Linked DNA regions of Homo sapiens: region 1 is linked to region 2. The links are chromatin loops, found by intact Hi-C in ENCODE. Cell type or tissue: GM12878. All regions are shown on one strand. Region 1 has its middle 90 kb from the start of BHLHE40. Region 2 overlaps ITPR1 (inositol 1,4,5-trisphosphate receptor type 1).

Region 1 (4,000 bases), 110 kb before region 2:
ACACTTGCAGGTTCCCATCATCATAACCTGGCAAAGCAGTCATAGCCTGGGAAAGCAGTACTTACGGAGGAAATTAAAGCTCTACCCAGAACTGAGAACATTTCCAAGGTCAGCTACAAAGAAGAAAGGTGGAAGCCCTTTTAGAAGACTCCCAGATTTGTAACCTGGGAGGATGCAGGATACAGGAGTGAGTTGTTCTGGGAGGGGAGCCTGGAGCTGGGAGAATACTGGTCTGTGTAGCCCTACGATGGAACAGCCTCATGGAATGGGAGTTTTCCGTCAGTGAGTGGCCATGTTGGAGGCTTGCGTCTCATTCTTGGACTCAAGTTGCTTGGCTCTGACTTTGGAAGAACAATTGATAGGGCGGGGAGGGACTAGAGGCTATAATCTCCTTTTCCTAACACCCCAAAGCCCCCTTACAGGCAAAAATTCTACCTGTAACATTTTCTTGGCTTAATTGGTAGTATCTATATTTATTGAAGAGCAATCAAGAGGCCTTCTGCATAACAATACAGTACTATTAATAATAAAAAGTAGAAAGGCCAATATATTTGTAGAACCAAGCCCTGTACTCATCCTTTACATAGATTCCCTTATATTTTTAATTTTTTATTTTTATTTTTTTCTTGAGACAGTCTCAGGCCGCCCAGGCTGGAGTGCAGTGGTACGACCTTGGCTCACTGCAGCCTGCACCTCCCGGGTTCAAGTGATTCTCCTGCCTCAGCTTCCTGATTAGCTGGGATTACAGGCGCCCACCACCACACCCAGCTAATTTTTGTATTTTTAGTAGAGACGGAGTTTCTCCATATTGGCTAGGCTGGTCTCAAACTCCTGACCTCAAATGATCTGCCCGCCTTGGCCTCCCAAAGTGCTGGAATTACAGGCGTGGGCCACCACACCCGGCCAGATTCCTTTATTTTAATCCTCACAGCAGCCCTATAAATTTAGTAGTACAATCATTTCAAATTGATAGATGAGGAAACGCAGGTTTAGGGAAATTAAATAACCCATTCATGGTCACATGGCAAAAGGCAGAGTCCGGATTTGAAAACAAGCACCTGACTTTGATGGTCATGCTTTTTACCACCGCCCTTATGAACATTCATGGTAAACGTAGATATTTTGAAATAAGGGTGAGGAAAGAGCTTAAAGTTGTTTTTATATATTAAATACTCTGTCCTATCGTTTTACATATTAATATATTTGGTTTAAAATGTATGTTTTACTTATACTGACAGAGCTCATGTCTATGAGACATATTGTAAACTCCATTCACAGGCATTTAATGCTTTTGCATTTAAGTGAGTGATGTACTCATATAGACATTGAAGTATAAGCAACCAATCAACTAGAATGTTTATTCTTCAGTGCTCCGAAGATTATTCTACTTGTGACTATAATTCTGTACTCAGTTTATAACATTCTTGCAGAGATGTCAGGATGTGTGTGTGCGTGTGTGTGTTTATTATGAATAATATGATTTCCTTGTGGCTGTGAATTTCATCCTCTCTGTGATTCCTGTGCCCTAACCATATTGCTAGGCAACACCAAGCAACACACATCCCACATTTTCCTAATTCCTTTTGATGTTTCACAAATGGACCTTTGCTTTTATCTGCAAGCAGAATAACACCAGTGGGTTTAGGATTTTGGCTTTTTAAATAATCAGGTGTCCGGTGAGATCAAAGCTAAGTGACCATAATTGTCAGAAACTGGCAGAAAAAAGGAAGAGCTGGCATGAAGCAAATGCACATATTTGTTTTAAGACTTTGGCTGATGATTCGTTAGTGAAGTCTAATGTGATTTCTACCATTCTGACTTTGTAGATGACATCAAGGACAGTGAGTAGGTTGGCTTCCTTCCAAGGACTTAAAGTCCTCCTAGGGCTTGGAGGGTAATTGCATATGAAATACTCTTTCTGATACTGGCAATGTTGCACACATATCATTTTCCAGATGAAAATCAGGTGCCCATCTCCTCTGTCAAAACAGAAACCAATATTTTCAGGTCAAGATCCAGAATCTGGCAGATGTAATGCACAGACATCACATCACAAGCTAAAGAGCATTTACAGTTGTCCTGCCTTCTATGTGTAGGGAAAGGTCAGAGAGAGGCCTCAGTGGGCATGGAGAATGCCAGAACTGGGCCTACAGTGGACAAGGGCTCAGCACTTCATCACCACAAAAAAAGATCATTTGGTTTTTCCCCATCCACTCAAGCCAAGCCACAGAGAACCACAGGAAGTAAGACTGACGAGTTTCCCCACTGCTAACTGACAGTATTTGAGAAGTTGTGCTGCCCAAGTTAGAAAGCCCCATGATGGCACTCTAAACTAACACTCAACCTGTGAAAGCAAATATGTTATAATACCTTACTTGCAGGCTTGGGGAAGAGAATATTTTTCCAGACGGGAGATGAAACGGAAATGGGGCCACTGGTAAGAAATGCACTTGTGGGAAAATATGATTGTATGAGTTATCTACGGCTGTGTGACAATCTCCTGCACCCCACCTCCCCCCAAAAAACCCTGTTATCAGTTTAAAACAATATTAAGCATTTACTACTTCACTCAGTTTCAATGGGCCAGAAATGGAGGAGTGATGCAGCTTGGTGGTTCTGTCTCAGGATCTCTTATGAGATTGCAGTCCAGATGTCAGCCCTGGCTGCAGTCAACTGAAGGCTTGCCTGGGACTGGAGGAGCCACTTTCAACAGGGTTTACTCACGTAACTGGCAAGTCAGTGCTGGTGATTGGCAGGAGGACTCAGTTGCTCACCATGTGGCCCCCGAGCATCCTCGTAACATGGCAGCTGGCTTCCCCAGAGCAGACAAGCCAAGAGAGAACAAGGCAGAAGCCACAATATCTTTGACAGCCTAGTGTTGGAAGCCACGCTCCATCATTCCCACAATATCCTATGGGTTCTACAGGTGAGCCCTACTCAGTGTGGGAGGAAACTACATAAAGGCATGAATACCAGGAAGGGAGAGTCGCCAAGGGCTCTTTTGAAGGCCAGCTGCAATAATGATGGAGACATTTCTGTGCATACGATACTGAGAAGCAATTCGTGTATTGGTTGGGTGATGGATGGCACTCTTGTCATGGGTCCCAATGCAAGCTGCAAGCCAGTGCCTGCATTGGAATCATCTGGGAGCACTTTTTAAAGCACTGGTTTCCCTGGACCCTTCCCTGGACATTCTGATTAAGTCAAGGATGATGCCCAGGTTTGGGAACTACTGGATTAGATGATCTCTAAGATCAAGTCCAACCTTAACAGTGTTCCTCAAACTTACCTGATCATAGGTATTACCCAGGGAATTTATTAAAAATACAGATTTTTTTAGGCCCCACTTCCAGCTTCATGAATCAGAACATCCAGGGATGGGTCTGAAAATCTGTGTATTTATTTATTTATTTACTTAAGAGACAGAGTCTTGCCAGGCTGGAGTACAGTGGCACCATCATACCTCACTGCAGCCTTGAATTCCTGGGCCCAGGCGATCCTCCCATCCTGTCTTCCTAAATAACTGGGATTACAGGCATGTGTCACCACACCTGGCTAATTTTTAAAATTTTGTTGTTGTTGAGATGGAATCTTGCTATGTTGCTCAAGCTGGTCTTGAATTCTTGGGCTCAAGTGATCCTCCCACTTTGGCCTCCCAAAGCACTGGGATTACAGGCATGAACCACTGTGCCCAGCCTGTGATTTTGTTTAATTTTTAAATTTTTTGACCAGGTCATACATTTAAAATGATGGGAAATTCCAAAAGGTATAAAAGAGTGTCATTATAAAGTCTCTATCCCAACTTTGTTCTCTCAGTATCCCAATTCACCTACCTGGAGGTGCTCAATGTTGTTGGTTTCTTGTGTATTCTTCCAGCAATATATGAATATATAAGATATATAAAGTAAATATATTTATTTTAAATGAGAGAGAGAGTGTGTTTGTGTGTGTATTTTTCTTTTTTTTTTTTTTTTAACTCAAGGCAAATCTAAAGGGTATG
Region 2 (4,000 bases):
CAACTGGCACATGGGAGGCATCCCGGCTAAACAGACGAACATTTCACCCCATGAGGAAGCTCTGGGTTAAGGACATCAAAATCCATCTGCACCAGGCAGAGAGCATCCCCCTTCAGACCCCAGATACGTGTGCAGAATCTGATTTCGGACAAAGAGGCACATATTTGTCAGGGCATGTGTGTTATGCCCTAATGTTAGCTGGTACAAGTCCTAGAAGAAATTGGGAATTTACACGTGGGTGCTTACGGATACACTGTCACCCTCATGGTGACAGTGGTTGGGAAGAAGCTGCTACTACACAGATCTGTGCTGCCTTCCGGGCAGGTGTGGTTACAAACTGTTATTTGGCCTTGCAGGCCAGAGAAGACAGGTAATAAAGGTAATTCTTCCCTGTCTTAAAATATTTCTATTAGCTCTCATAACCCCTAATATAATGAGTACATCTGACACTAGTTAACAAATGTGACCCAAAGGAACAATGTATGCAGGCCAAGCCCTAATTTCCCATTACATTAAAAACACCCATGTTCACACCCCACATCCTGTACTTCCTGGCTTGACTTCATTTTAGGCCCTGGGTCTATGATACTTTGTATGCTTCTTTATGTACAGGACTTGAAAGCTGTTGGGTTTTTTTTCTTTTTTTGGACAGTGAGAGTGGTCTTATTTCTTCCCCTAGTTTAGGTCACAGCAGTTGAGTCAGGGTATCATGCTATCGCAGGGCACAAATTTCTATCATCATCCATAGATCACTGGATTAGTTGAAAAAGTCACTCAAATGCTGACCAGGAGCACATGAACTTCTGTTTATTTCGGACTTTCTGATAAATGGTGGCCAGGTACACAAGGTTGAATCTGTTAAAATTCACTCTAAAACACAATTTGTCAAAAGGAATTAAAAATAGCAGAAAAAAAGTCCATTTAAACCACACACCCAAATCGACTGTTAGTGTGGACTCTCAGTTCTAAATAGTAAAGAAAAAATAACTGCCATTCCCACAGGTTTCTGTGTTCCCATCTTTCCTAATGACCTTTCCTATGACATCCTTCATGCAATAAATACAGCTCAACCTTTCAGCCAAAACCCTGTAGTTCTAGGCTCTTTCATGATAATGATGAAGTGCTCGCTGCTGCGGATGGGCAGATAGAGGACAAATCTCAACATGCCCTGACATGGGAACAGTTAAAAAGGAAATGTGTCCAGAAAGGCTAACATGTTTTGAAATATACTTTAGAAACCTGATGCCTGCAAGCTCAATTGTTAAAACTGAATCATGGGATTCTCAGAGAACCTATGGAACCCCTACATAGAAGGGAGGGTTTTCTGGGTATACTTTAGAAGTCAACATCAGGAATGGTATATCAATTTCTCAAATATCCAAAAAAGGCCAGCTTGGAAATGCTGCAGGTTTAGCACCTAGAAGTCACGATTTTCATTCCGTTAAGCTGTTTGAGTAATAGAGAGTCCAAATGTCAGTGGGGCTTCCACATCAGTCACCTGCAGTCCCGCATTTGTACACAATACAGAGAAACTCAGCAGAGGCCCGCAGGCACATTTTTGGTTTGTGTAATTTTCCTTATTTTAAACCAACATTATTAACCACCCTTCTGCTAAATCAGTGACAAAAGAGAAAAAGGTATTTCCTTGATTAAGTAAAAATACATGTTTGTTTTTTTGGGTTTTTTTTTTTTGGTCCTAGATAGGCTTAGTTGTACTATTCTTCAACCGGCCCTTTTCCCTCAAATGGGGAAAAATCAGAAACCAGAGAGGGAATGGCGTTTCCACTGTTTCTCTCTTTGTGACTTTCAGAACCAAGGTATTTAGTACTCGATGCTGTTGGGATTCACTTCTTAGCTTGGAGCAAGGAATCTTCATTCTGTGTGACCTAACAGTTCAGAAGCTCCTATCCCCTCATGAGATACCTTACGTGGAAGAGAAAGGTTGGAGTTCTGCATCGTAGTCAGCACTAGCAACCTGGGTCATTCATTTAAAGAACTATCTTTAATATTTACTCTCATGACTAATTGCCCATGTGCATGTGCCAAGGCAAAACACAAAAGTGACTGTTTCCAAATGACTGTCTTCTGCTTTTAATTCCTACTTGCCTTCAGTTCTAACACAAGGTCCATCCTCTTCTTTCCCAAAGGATTGATATCATTGAGGATCAGGGCTGTGATGATGTCAATGCCATTGGATTCATGGGTGGCTATGCAGTTCTGAGCAAAGACACACACAGACATTCACACAAACGCTGGTCATAAATCAGACGTCAAAGGCCAACAGGCTGAACTGCTATTTCAACACAATGCTTACCACTCCCAGTAATGTCTCTAGGGGAGAGCTGCAAATTTTCCGTGAGAAAGTGGTAAGAATAAAAGACAGATGAAAATCTCTAGTTTCAGAATTAACAGTAAACAGTAGGAAAGTCCCCATGCACTGTAACTGATAAATTGGTTGTGTCTAATCCAAATCATGCAGCACAGTTGGCTTTTGTTCTTAAGGGAAAATATGGTGTATGACTGATTCTGGGTTCTGAACCCTTTTTCCCCTTTCAAGGTGTGTTCCATTCTCTCTAAAGCACTCTTTTTGTATTTTGTACTTTAGCTTAAGGCTTAAGCTTGGAAAGCAAGTTTCCTGTTTAAGGCACACAATATCAAAATTAATCATCTGCCCCCAGGTAACATCTCCGTTTGCAGCACAATCCACTCTGATCTGTTCCTTTCAACAGGCCCCTATTTGGCAGAGAAGCAAACTTGAGGTAATAAGGAAATTCACTTAGATGTCAAATAAAGCCTTTCCCCAAGCCTGTTGTATTTTTTTTGTTCCTTTTCATTTTAACTAGGACTACACCATCTGCTTCATGAGGGAACCGGGAGAAGAAAGTGCATCTCACAAAATGCTATTCTCACATTCACAGACAACTGAGACCAGGTTTTTAATAGACAATGAGTTGTCTCTCATAAACCGTTCTCCTCTGAATGAAGGGCCTGGCTCCCCAAGTCACACAAGTAACCTTCCCTGGCTGCTGGGTTTAGCACTGACCATTTGAAGCCTTGGTCGTCTCTCTCCAGTTAGGATGAAGCTATAATTTGGTATTAAAAAACATACTTGGCTGGGCGCGGTGGCTCAAGCCTGTAATCCCAGCACTTTGGCAAGCCGAGGTGGGTGGATCACGAGGTCAGAAGTTCAAGACCAGCCTGGCCAATATGGTGAAACCCCATCTCTACTAAAAAAATACAAAAATTAGCCAGGCATGATGGCATGCACCTGTAGTCCCAGCTACTAGGGAGGCTGAGGCAGAAGAATCGCTTGAATCCAGGAGGCAGTGAGCCGAGATTGCACCACTGCACTCCAGCCTGGGCAACAGAGTGAGACTCCGTCTCCAAAAACAAACAAACAAAACATCATACTCAACCTAGCACAATGCAAAAACTCACAAAATCCTTAAGATGCCATGTATAAGCAATGACTCTACTCAAGACAAGAAGTTATTGGGTTGTACTCCCAAAATATTCTTCTTTGAGAGACCAAAGTCAAGACTATCTCATCTTTCTTTCCCCTGAATGTCCATGATGTTTAAATCTCAACTATAAAAATGTCCTTATATTACTTTCAAGCTGTCTCACGTGTAGTAATTTTCTTCTCTCTAGCTAGGCTTAAACCCCCTTCCAGTAGTCACTCTTTGAAATCCCCTAGTATTTAAAATAGGTCACTGTCTTTTGGTTCTCATTTCACTCCTGCCTTATTGCCTACTCCTAGAAATCAAGTTAAATAGTTGGACATTCAAACCAAATCAAATGAAGCCAAACCTAGCCAAGGAAAGAGACCATGGACTGTCCCTCCAATGTCCTTCATTAGGAAGGTTCTGAAGTATCATGAAACACCATGGCTATTTCTCAACTGCTGGAAGACAGCCTCCTGTCCTACTGACTCCCTAGGCCAACAGGCACAGGCTTCGTGATTTCTGAACTAGTCTCTATCAACATTTCCAAAATGGGA

Evidence for each region. Hi-C counts contacts between places; a loop is a spot of excess contacts. Peaks named below come from ENCODE experiments on the same cell type or tissue, not always from the same donor. Only the 100,000 strongest peaks of a DNase experiment are listed, where the experiment ranks them.
Region 1: a loop joins it to region 2, with 4 times the contacts of the local background. A loop is called at or near these places in 1 of 110 quality-filtered maps.

What each region holds. Positions count from the first base shown.
Region 1 is chr3:4,887,636-4,891,635 of GRCh38, reverse strand. No RefSeq gene overlaps it. Among named protein-coding and RNA genes, the nearest start is that of BHLHE40, 90 kb to the left of the region's middle. In GM12878, a CTCF peak has its summit at 2,296; a DNase peak (open chromatin) is centred at 2,265; H3K27ac peaks cover 1,185 bases.
Region 2 is chr3:4,775,481-4,779,480 of GRCh38, reverse strand. It overlaps ITPR1 (inositol 1,4,5-trisphosphate receptor type 1), which reads right to left. Exons shown (of 62, transcript NM_001378452.1): 48 at 2,107-2,217. Among named protein-coding and RNA genes, the nearest start is that of EGOT, 26 kb to the right of the region's middle. RefSeq lists an enhancer at 2,768-2,837. In GM12878, no CTCF peak of the experiment used is centred here; DNase peaks (open chromatin) are centred at 2,370 and 2,870; H3K27ac peaks cover 3,817 bases.